2 separate regions of the Homo sapiens genome follow, and region 2 is linked to region 1. A link is a contact called in ENCODE Hi-C or POLR2A ChIA-PET data. All regions are on one chromosome and are shown on one strand. The core of a region is the stretch at or near the end of the contact, and the rest is flanking DNA. Distances in the headings are between cores, read along the strand shown.

What was found. Hi-C counts contacts between places; a loop is a spot of excess contacts on that map. ChIA-PET counts read pairs that join two places held with the same protein, here RNA polymerase II (POLR2A). Pooled maps may share reads with other maps.
Region 2: a loop to region 1 is called in a map of CD14-positive monocyte, with 13 times the contacts of the local background. The contact joins the promoter of DLG1 here to the promoter of LSG1 in region 1. A Hi-C loop is called at or near these places in 1 of 168 maps with a recorded cell type or tissue (CD14-positive monocyte) and 5 of 50 pooled maps. POLR2A ChIA-PET finds 5 or more read pairs at or near these places in 1 of 52 experiments (OCI-LY7).

The regions. Positions count from the first base shown.
Region 1 is chr3:194,668,685-194,674,547 of GRCh38, forward strand. It overlaps LSG1 (large 60S subunit nuclear export GTPase 1), which reads right to left and starts at 3,507. Exons shown (of 14, transcript NM_018385.3): 1 at 3,380-3,507; 2 at 1,325-1,451. The coding sequence starts at 3,478. LOC124909474 reads right to left here. Exons shown (of 3, transcript XM_047449428.1): 3 at 4,980-5,863. RefSeq lists an enhancer at 5,813-5,863.
Region 2 is chr3:197,296,024-197,301,777 of GRCh38, forward strand. DLG1 (discs large MAGUK scaffold protein 1) reads right to left here and starts at 2,589. Exons shown (of 25, transcript NM_001366207.1): 1 at 2,513-2,589; 2 at 1,163-1,212; 3 at 323-454. The coding sequence starts at 1,181. DLG1-AS1 (DLG1 antisense RNA 1) reads left to right here and starts at 2,224. Exons shown (of 3, transcript NR_038289.1): 1 at 2,224-2,587; 2 at 2,955-3,069. RefSeq lists silencers at 1,516-2,145, 2,636-2,765.

The DNA of each region.
Region 1 (5,863 bases), core at 2,257-4,756:
CTTAAAATTCATCAGTGATCTTTTAAAAAATGAAATCTCATGTACCCATGAGACATACCTGCACTCCCATGTTCCCTGCAGCGCTATTCACAAGAGCCAAGATATGGAACCAACCTCAATGCCCATCAACGTATGAATGGATAAAGAAAACGTGGTATATGTAGTATACAATGGAATACTATTCAGCATTACAAAAGAGGGAAATGTTGACACTTGTGACAATATGAATGAACCACTCTGCTATGAGAAATAACCCAGGCACAGAAAGACAAATACCACATGATCTCACTTATACGTGGAATAAAGCCGAGCTCATAGAAGCAGAGAGAAAATGGTGGTTACCAGAGATTAGGGAGTGGGGCAAATAGGAGGATACTGGTCAAACGGTAAAGTTTTACTGAGGCAGGATGAATAAGTTCTGGAGGTCTAATGTACAGCCTGGTGTCCATAGTTAATAATAACACATTTATTAGTTAATAATATGAAATTTGCTAAGACAGTATATATCTTGTTCTCACCGCACACACAAAAAAACAATGTGAGGTGATGGATACGTTAATTACTTGATTTTAGTAATCATTTCACAATATATACATATAACCAAACGTCACACTATATACTATAACTATATACAATTTTTAGTTGCCAATTGTGTAGCTCATTAAAGCTGGAACCCACACATCCCCCCAAAAAACACTAAACAATGAAATCTGAAATCATGTTGTACACGTGCTTAAAGCCCTGTAAAGCCTTAAACCTTTGTTCTCTCCAGAATCTGGCCCTTGCCCACCTCCTCAGCACCTGTGCTCATCACATCCCGCCCCCTGCACCAGCAAAGCCAAACTTCTAGCCATTTTCTGAACAAAGTTGGCTGCTGCTTCACATCTGGGCTCGAGTCCTCTGCCTGTCTGTGTAAAAGGTCTTATCTCATCTGTCCTTTGAACATCTACTCATTGTTCAAGACTCAGGGCGGGCACGGTGGCTCACACCTGTAATCCCAGCACTTTGGGAGGCCAAGGAAGGCGAATCACGAGGTCAGGAGATCAAGAACATCCTGGCCAACATGGTGAAACCCCATCTCTACTAGAAATACAAAAATTAGCCAGGCGTGGCAGTGCGTGCCTGTAGTCCTAGCTACTTGGGAGGCTGAGGCAGGTGAATTGCTTGAACCCAGGAGGCGGAGCTGCAGTGAGCTGATATCACGCCACTGCACTTCAGCCTGGGTGACAGAGCGAGACTCCATCTCAAAACAAAAAACAAAAAAAACCTCAGCCCCAGATGGAAATGTGACAGTCTCACCTGCACTCAGCAATAAACAACTTACCAGCTACAAACTCTGTTCCTGCAAGTTCTGCAGTAGCAAGGAAGTCATCAAGGGAGCTCTGTTCAGTCACTGACTGAAGATTAAGACGACCCCAATCATAGCCATCATTGAGTTCACTTGTGTGCAACTATGAAAAAACACAGGGTGATAAATACAGCTGCTCTCTTCTGCTCTTGGCATCCAATAAGCTCTAAAATTCCTTGCAACTAGTCTATGGTCTTGAGGGTGGTTGTAGTCCCTTTAGAATCAATACTACTTATAGTTAATGTTTAAAGGAACACGTTCTTACCTCACAATAGGCAGTTCCCTTTCACCATTTCATTAATTTTCAAAATCTTTTGAGGTGAATTTTACTGTATTTCCATTTTACTGATGATGAAACTAAGGCTTCAGCAGATAAAATAACTTGCCTATAGTCAAAATCTAAATGGCACAGGTAGAACTTGAACCCAGATTGTCTGACTGTGCTAGTCAAAATTAGTCAAAACTTTATTTGATATAATCCCACAATAAGAAATACATTTTACATAGTGACCCAAAGGTGTATGTACATATAATGATACAAGCATTCAAGTACCGTTCAGTACAGTAAAATGGCAATAGAAGAATACTGAAACCACACCCTATTACATGCAACATTCTGATATTTCTCTATCTTGCTGGGGAAAAAATAAAAACAAAACAAAACAGCTAGCTGCAGACCACTAAATTGACTTCCAGACACAACCCAGAGTTTGATAACCATCACCCTAAGCTATATACTTAGTATAGATACAAATAAAAAAAAATTGCCAGGCGTGGTGGTTTGTGCCTGTAACCCCAGCTCCTCAAGAGGCTAAGGCAGGAGGATTGCTTGAGGCCAGGAGTTTGTGATCAGCTTGGGCAACACAGCAAGACCCTGTCTCTCCAAAACAAACAAACAAAACCAAACAACCAGGCCTGATGGTGTGCACCTGTAATGCCAGCTACTCAAGAGACTGAGGCAGGGGGATTATTTGTGCCCAGAAGTTTGAGACTGTAGTGAATTGGTGAGTTATGATCACACCACTGGCACTCTAGCCTGGGTGACAGAGTGTGACCCTGTCTCTAAAAATGAATAACTGAATGATGAATGAATTTCCTAAATAAATATTAAGGGCCAAAAGTTTAAGTGGGCATAGAATCAGCAAAAATAAGGAATTAGGATCCAATTCTTTACCATTCATGTTCAATCTTCCCACAGTTTCCTAAAAGGCTTCATTAGTAACAAGTTGCTTCAAAGCTAATAAAAATTACCAGTAATCTAATGTCCAGAGTAACTCTGACCTGATGAATACTGATAAGCACTCCATGCTGTTTACTCTGCAGACTATATGGATGAAAGTCAGCTGGTGTGACAGTGGCACACGCTTACTTAGCTCCAGGGACATATTTAACTAAATTTAGCACACGATCTTAGCACTCAACATGTTCTCATTCATTCCCGGGGGAATGAATGGTGAAAATAACGACTAGAATGATGAACACAAGCCAAATCACTTCATTCATTTTTTTAAAGATCCTTCTATAACCTAGTAAAATATTAGGTCTTGTCACACCTGAAAAATCAATGATTTATCTTTGAGCTAAACCACTAGGGGGTGCTTCGCAAGGATGAGGCAAGGATCTGAATTATTTTATATTTCTGGCAGTAACCAACCGCTTCTGGAGGATCCATTCTTTGAACAAATCAATACAAAAATACGTTTTGTCTTTTTCCTGCTCTGGAAGTTCCAAGCACTTCAGTGGCTTCTAGGGCAAAACCCAAACGTACTCAAGACCTGGCATTGAAGACTCTTCAGATTCTCACTCCACGCCTCATCACCACACTAACTCTTCTTTCAAGCTTCTCCTACCTTTGTGTTCTGGGCCTTGCCAGGAGGAGGGCCTGCTACTCAGCTTGGCAGAAACTCCAACTCATCCTTCAAAACCCGGCTGAGGCGTCCCTCCTGCAAAACTTATCTGACTTTTGACCCCGAATTTTGCAGCACTCAGGCTAGACAGAAAAGATAAGAAAGATGACATGGTCTGTCTTACCCAGGAGTCAGTGTGACGATGGCTTCGGCTCCGCTGAGTCTGATGGCGCATAAGGGCCCGTCCCAGCGACCCACCGGCCGGGGCTCTCCTCCGGCCCATGGCAACACGACCGCTGGACGAAGCTTCCCGGCTCGGCGCGTGCAGTTTCCGGGATTCACAGTTCGATCCCCGGAAGTGACGATAAGCGAGCCCAAGTAGTTCAGGCTCAAACTTGAGAGGGGAAAGCAGAATGACTTGTTCTCAAGTTCTCCTTTTACGTCTCGATTTTACCAGTATTATAGAATATAAGTGAAAAAATGGTTCTGGGAAATTTTCGATAGATTTCCTGGCGAATGTCTCGAGTTTGGATAAATGACTGAGTTAAAAGAATGGTCCATTCTTAATTTGTGCGTCGGTCTTTAGCGTCCGGCGAGAAACTAGAGCACGTCGGAAACATGGCGGTTCCTATTCGCGGCACTAGCTCCGCCTTCCGCTGCTTCCGTCAGGAGGACGCGGAGACTCGGAGGAAGAGTGTTTCGGTGGCGCTGGGACGGGGGCGTTTCCCAGCGCTGGTTTTCTGCTGGCGTCCCGAGGTGTGGTCTCTCCGAGGTCCAGCACAGCAACTAACTTTTTGTTTATCTAGCCGACCCCAGCTGCGAACTGGGGAGAAAAGTCTTCGCCTGGATGTGAATTTGGAATGAGAGGCTGAATAGTATTTCCAGAGCTTGGCAAGGTTGTAGGAAAAGCCAACAGGAAGTGACTTACGCTTTATTTCAAAGAAAAAAAAAATGTTTAAACAGTTCTAATTATATTTTCATTACCCTTTTTAAAAATAATTAAAATGAAAGTGAAAACAGTGAGCCAGCTCCACTCCTAGAGGCCTGGGCTTTTGTTCCTCACTTGAATGTTTGATTTCCCTATAATGGGAATAATAGAAAGTCAGCTTAGAGTGGCTGGTGAACTACATTCTCATTGATCCAGAGAACCATCTCTTTGTTTTGATGCTTGGAGAGAGGAAGCAGCTTGAGCAAGTCGTAGATTGAGTGCGTGCAGTGTCAGGAATAAACCCAAGTCTTGTCACTAGCCTGTACACCCCTGGGGAGAGTGGGGAATGAGGGTTGTTAACATGTATTATTTATTTATTTTTATCTTTTGAGACAGAGTCTCGCTGTCCCCCAGGTGGAGTGCAAAGGCATGATCTCGGCTCACTGCAACCTCTGCTTCCCGGGTTCAAGTGATTCTCCTGCCTTAGCCTCCCGAGTAGCGGGAATTACAGACACGTGCCACCGCACCCAGCTAATTTTTGTATTTTTAGTAGAGACAGGGTTTGACTATTTTGGCCAGGCTGGTCTCGAACTCCTGACCTCAGGTGATCGCCCGCCTCGGCCTCCCAAAGTGCTAGGATTACAGGTATGAGCCACTGCGCCTGGCCAAACATGTATTTTTAAATCATAGGATCGAGGTAATGCATATATTACCTAGCATAGCTTGATTTAGCCATTCCACAATGTACACATATATCAAAACATTATGCGGTACAACGTAAGTAATAAACAATTTTTAGTTGTCAATTAAAACAACAGCCAAAAAGAAATAAATAGGATCAAGAATCTGTTTAACCTAGGGCTTTTCACACTTTAATGTGCATATAAATCCCCTGGGAATCTTGTTAACATGCAGATTCTGATTCATAAGCTCTGGGGTGAGGCCTGTGGCTCTAACAAGCTTCCAGGTGATACCCATAGTACTGGTCCTTGGGTCACACTTTGAGTAGCAAGCGTAGTCCACTCTTTCCTGGTGCAAATGAAGACACAGAAGTGGACTGGCTAAAGGTCAGTCATAGCAAGTTAGCATCAGGCGAAACTGGGTCCAGACTCCCACCCATTCTGAATTCCCTGCCAGGGTTTCTGTGTGCTGCACCTTACCCCTCTTACTGAATTGAAGTGAGTTTTGGGAAATGCCCAAGGGACTGCTGGCAAGCTGTGAAGCAGTTGGCAACGCTTTGAGAAGGCAGTGCTCACAGATGAGCAAAGGAATGCATCAGAACATCATTTCTCCCATTTCTCAATTTAGAAACAGTGTATCTTTAAAATCCTACACATAATCTCCAGAAGTAAGATATGAAGAAGACCCACGAAATAGAATTAGCAGACAGCTCCCGGCATTCTCTCCAGAGCTAAGTGGTTAAAGGTCAAACTAACTCATGAAGTAAGATTTCACATTTTAATAATAATACTAGGAGGTGAGATAAAGAAACTCACCATCTCATTCCTAGAGCTCAACCAGGAACTTGGGACTTCATCTAGTTTCTTTTTCCAGATTTTGTCACCTCTGGAGAAAATAAACACTTTGGTTTTCCACTGTTACTTTTCTAAGGGCTTAAAAAATCTTGACCAAATAAGACCAGGCGTGGTGGCTCACGCCTGAAATCCCAGCACTTTGAGAGGCTGAGGCGGGTGGGTCACCTGAGGTCAGGAGTTTGGAGACAAGCCTGGCCAACATGAT
Region 2 (5,754 bases), core at 1,339-3,838, 2.6 Mb after region 1:
TCAAATACAGAAACAAGCTCACAGTAACTCAGTCATACCTTTTAGGTCCTTAAACATCTGTGCAACATCTTTTAATAGTTAATGCTATTAAGATGTGAAACAATGTTCTCAAAAGCCACTGAAATAATCCTGAAAGTTTTTTGGTTACTAGTTATTTTAAGAAAGGACACTGGCCTATGAAAAACACACAACTCACTGAAGATGTTCAAGTTACCGAATGCCTCAGAGAATTAAGTACATCATTTTCTTAAGTTTAAAATAAATGAATTGAGAGGAGCATAAAGCCTAGCTGGCATAATAGTTACGAAGTTTTAATTCCCACCTATTAAAGCCTGAAAGAGGTTGCTCTGAAATATGTTAATAACCCGTTCTATGGAACTTCTGAGCTGTCTGTCTTCAGTTTGGCTTAGTTTTGAACGATATTCCTCCAAAAGGTGCAATGCTCTCTGGGTATCTGAGAAGAAAAAGCAGAGCCTGATTAAAACTCTCTATTTACAAAAAAAGTATCACATACTAGTGCAAATAATTCTGCATGACATCTAAATAGTTCCGCAAATCCTTCAGGTCAATTGATGTCACTATGTTCATGTACACATATTCCTTAGAATGACCAAAAAATAAAAAAAAAAATTAAAGAAATACAAGAAAAATTTAAACATATATCACATTAGAAAACGGAGGAGAGTGAGCAGTTTGGAATAAATGTGTACTGGTAGTTTGCCAAAGTAAAAGATCAAAGTATTAGCAACAGTTTCAGATTACCTGATAATGCAAAAGCAGATTATCTACAATTTGTCATCATAATCCAAATTTTTAACATTTCAAAATACAAATTCTTAGTATCCCACAGTTGCTTACAGAATAGTGCTTAGTAAGAATGATAGAGTGAAATACTAAAACACCAATTCAGGGTTATTAAGGACATCTGTTGGGGGGGGGCTAACTGCCTCTCTTAATCACTAGAGAAATGTTAAGAAAGTTTAACAAACATTTTCGTGTTTCCATCTTCTGAAATGATATGAGGCTTAGATTCCCTAAGCAATAAAGCTAGGACCGTGCTGTCTCATCAAAGTTACACAAACGATTCTAAAACGGCAATCAAAAAACTGACACACGGAAAAGCAAGTGACATCGACAACAGAGTTACGGAATAAACTCTCACCTTGCTTCCGGACCGGCATTTTTCTCCAGAATCAGGAAGAGGGCACACACCTTTAAAACACACAACGGAAAGGAAAAAGGATAGAATCATGTTAAACTAGCATTTTCCCCTATCGAAATAGAAAACCCTCGCAGCCTATTTGAAAACCCCACGTTCCAAAGTTTTACCAAGTCAAAGAAAGAGTCTCAAAACGCAGCAGTTGTCTGTCAACGTGGAAAGCTTTTCCTTGGAGTGGGTACCCCTCCAAATTAAGAACAGACAGAAGTCGGCTTCCAAACTCTCCTCGAAAGCGTCCCCTCCCCAAAGAGCCTAGACCTGAGGCCGCCTCTTCCCCCGCACAAGTATCCACACTCCCCACCTGCTACTGGGTACGGGCGGGTGAAGCGCTCCGACCCTTGGCCCCTGAGCCAGCAGCGGCCGCAGAGCGCTGAGAGGGGACCAGCGGGACTGGCCGCCCGCCCTGCTCGGGCCCCCTCCTCTCGCTTGCCTTTCTCCTTGCTCGCTGCCTCCGGGCTGCTCCAGCGGGGGCCGGACAGGGCAGCGGCCGCTCTCCGCGACGCCCTCGCGCCCCGCATGCACACCTCCGCGGGCCCCCACACCTGCGGCGCCGCCACAAAGTTCCGGTGAGCGGCGTGCGCTCGGAACTGGGGTGCGCCCCGGCCAGACTCGGAGCAGCTCCCCAGCCCGGCCCCGCTCCACGTACCCCCGCCCCGCCCGGGGCCCGCGGAGCCGAGCGGAGGGGGCGAAGGGACGGGGGAGGAGCTCCCCTGGGCCGCCGCACCCCCGCGGCCTCGTCCTCCTTCTCGGCCGCGCCGCCTCCTCGCTCGCCGCGGCCCCCCGGCCCGCTCGCCCAGTTGCTGCCGCACGCCCCACCCCCGGAACCTCGCCTCCTTCCGCGCCCCCAACCGCTCTCCCCCGAAACTTTCCGCCAAGATGGCGGCCCCCGAGCTGGCCTGCCGCGCTCCCACGTGACCGCTTTCCCGGCGCTCTCAGCCAATGGGAAGTGAGGAGGCGGCTCGCGCCGAGCCCCGGGCTCCCCGCGCTGCTACCTTCGGGTTGGAAGGGGGAGGCGGGTCGGGGGAGGGCAGGGGAACGGAAGGGGTACCCGGGGAGCATCCTAAGGGAACCTCTTCGCTTAAAAGGGCGGCCGCTGAAGTGGCTCTGAGAACAAAGGAGTTAACACTCGGACTCCACAGGTGGCCCGGGGTGGCCCTGGAGGAGCCCGCCTTTACCTTGCCCTAGCCCACCGGCGCGTCCCGCAGTTCCGAACTAAACGCGCCAGGCCGGGAAGGCTCGGGCTGTCTGAAGAGAGGCGTGACCTCGCCTACACCAGATCCAAGGCGCACATACCGAGACACCCCTCAACCTCACTCAGCAGTGCCGTTTCCAACTCCGCGGCAGAGACAGCGCCTGGCGACCCCGGGGGTAGATCCCCACCGGGGAAAAGCCGCCTTAAGGAGGAGCCAACTGCACCTCCCAGGGGGCGGGGAGGGCGGGGCCTGGGAGAGGGAGAGGGAGGAGTTCGGGGAGGGGTGCCAACTCTGCATTGCCTTCCACTCCAGGCTGATTGTTAAGTTACTCTTCGTCCCTTAGTAATAGGCTTGGGGGGAGGGGTTTCATTACAGAAGGACATATGAAATAGAGACACTGGTTAACTTGGCAAGAGTTTGAGGGTTATAGTACAAGATTTTTAAGCCTAACTGATTAATTCCGAGTATGGTATACTTAAGGGTGGGCAGAGAAGGTTTGTTCATTCATTCGCTCATTCATTCATTCATTCATTTCCCTCAAGCCTGCGTCCCCGCCCGGTCAGCATCGCAGGTGTTACCCAAACTCTGACGGTCCCTTTAAGAACTCACCCGGAGTCGCGCCCTCCGAAGCTGAGCCGCCCTCGGCCAGCGCTGCAGGTTTGTTTCGTGCGCACCTCCGGGCGGAATTACCGGCCGGCTGGGACCCCGCTCCCGGTCTGAGCCACCCAGGTTATAGAAGGGGAATCTCGGGAAGCTTTCCAAGTCACTGCCCACGTCTTCGAACTTCCTCGGGGTGACGAGGACCTCCCTATTAGGAGGTCCAGAGAGAATTTGCCCAAAGTTACCCCGAGTGAGTGACAGAACTGGAAACCCGGAGATCCTGTCTTTCAAAACCGGAAGGCTCTTCCCAGTAAACCTGACGGCCTCTGACTGAGGCCGTATCCATTGGCTACCAAAGGGAAGGCCGAGGAACCTCGTATTGTAACCTTAACAGCTACTCAGAGGTATACTGACCACTGGTTTTACTTTTGGATTGCACCTTAGAATCCTAACTTACTGTAAGGACCCACCGACTTTAGAACCTATCTAGGACAAGGAACCGAGGTCCGGAAAAAGGGAAGCAACTTGTCCAAGGACATAGACGCTAATCAGTAACAGAGCAGCCGAGAACTCAGGTCTCCTAGCTCTAGTCCAGGGCTCTTTCTCTTGTGATTTTGGACAACTTGACAGAGAGGTATGTTGGTATGTTGGCAGCAGACCTCTGTGCTTTCCCGGATCAAGCATCCTGGGATCTTGAACAACAGTTAAAGCAACATTGCATAGAGAAAATGGGATAGAAGGGTCAAACGGTGCTGAAGGCAGAGGTGTCCTAACAGCCGGGAACTTAACAGAGGGACGGAATTTATTTAGTAGTGAAAGTGGCTCATGACAGGCATCATACTCTCAAGACTTCGCTGATGGACTGTGAATGGGATGGTTGCAGTAAGAAACCATTCTAACAATGGAATCTCTTCAGAATTCAGAAGAAACAGGGAGGGAAATTTGCCCTCTCCCTTGATAACATTTATTGTTCATATATGTTCACTTGCTAGGAAACGGGGATAGAAATAAATAAGATCCGAGTCCTGCTCTCAAGGATACACAGCCTTGTAGCAAGTACACAAAGGCCAATGCACCTTTTCCCAGGGGACACTGAGGAGTCAAAAACAAAATTTGTGTGAGTTCTCAATGTCATCCTAGCCTTCCCCTAAAAGCAAAAAGGAGGAAGGGGAGGAAAGAGGACGTGTCCTTTTTTCTTGTCATTCTGTGTGACAGCCCTATTTGGTTGTCAGCGGTGTACAAAAGCAGCAGTGAACCCAGCACTTGTTCTACCCTTAGCCTAAGGTGCCGGCAGCAAGTGCCTAGCAAATGAACATATATGAACAATGAATAAAGGCTCTTTACTCTTCATTCCTCCTTTCTACCCATCTTTATTAGTTACTTATTGCTGGATAAAAAAAAAGTTCCTCAAAGCTTAAGGGTTTAAAACTTATTAGCTTAGTAAGTTAAACAGCGATAAATATTATCTCAGTTTCTGTGTGTCAGGAATTCAGGAGCGGCATAGTTGGGTGGTTTTGGCTCAGGGCATTATGATGTTGCAGTCAAGAAGCCTGCCAGGGCTGCAGTCATCTGAAGGCTTCAGGGGGACTACGGGAGGCTCTTTCAGCATGGATCATTCACATAGCTAGTAAGTTGATGCTGGCTATTGGGCGGAGGCTTCAATTTCTCACCATGAAGACCTTTCTATAGGGCTGCTTGAGTGTCTTCATGACGTAGCGGCTGACGTCCAACAGAGCAAGTGATTCAAGATGGCGAGACAGAAGAAGCCACAATGCCTTTCATCACTTAGTCTCAAAAGTGACACTCTGTCATAGTCTGTTTGGGCTGCTATAACAAAATACCTTAGACTGGGTGATTTATAAACAACAGGAATGTATTACAGCTCTAGAGACTAAGTAGTCCAAGATCAAAACACCATCAGATGTGATCTAACAGTCATGAGAATAAAAATTAAAAAAAAAAAAATGGCCAGGCGCGGTGGCTCATGCCTGTAATATCCAGCACTTTGGGAGGCCAAGGCAGGTGGATCACGAGGTCAGGAGTTCAAGACCAGCCTGGCCAAGATTGTGAAACCCCGTCTCTACTAAAAATATAAAAATTAGCCAGGCATGGTAGCAGGCACCTGTAATCAACTATTCAGGAGGCTGAGACAGAGAATTGCTTGAATCCGGGAGGCGGAGGTTGCAGTGAGCCGAGATCGCGCCACTGCACTCCAGCCTGGGCGACAGAGCAAGACTCTGTCTTAAAAAAAAAAAAAAAAAAAAAAAAAAAAAAAAAAAAAAAAACACCAAGAGATTCAGTGTCTGGTAATAGCCCCATTCCTCATGAATGGAGCCTTCTTGCTACATCTTCCCATGGTGCAAGGGACTAACAAGCTCTATCTGGCATCTTTTATAAAGGCTCTAATCCCATTTAGAAGAGCTCCACTTTCAAGACCTAATCACCTCCCAAAAGCCTCATCTCTTAATATGATCACTTTGAAGGTGAAGATTTCAACGTATTAATTTAAGAAGGACACAAACATTCAGACCATAGCATACTCCATAATATCCGATCAGTTACTTAGATCAGCCTCAAGGATATGAATACCAGAAAGTAAGACTCACTGGAGGCCATCTTCTTGGAGCTGGCTACCACATCATCACAACATACAAAGCAATGACATCTGGATTTTTCTTTTCTTTTTTTTTTTTTTTAGACCGAGTCTTGCTCTGTTGCCAGGCTGGAGTGCAGTGGTACGAT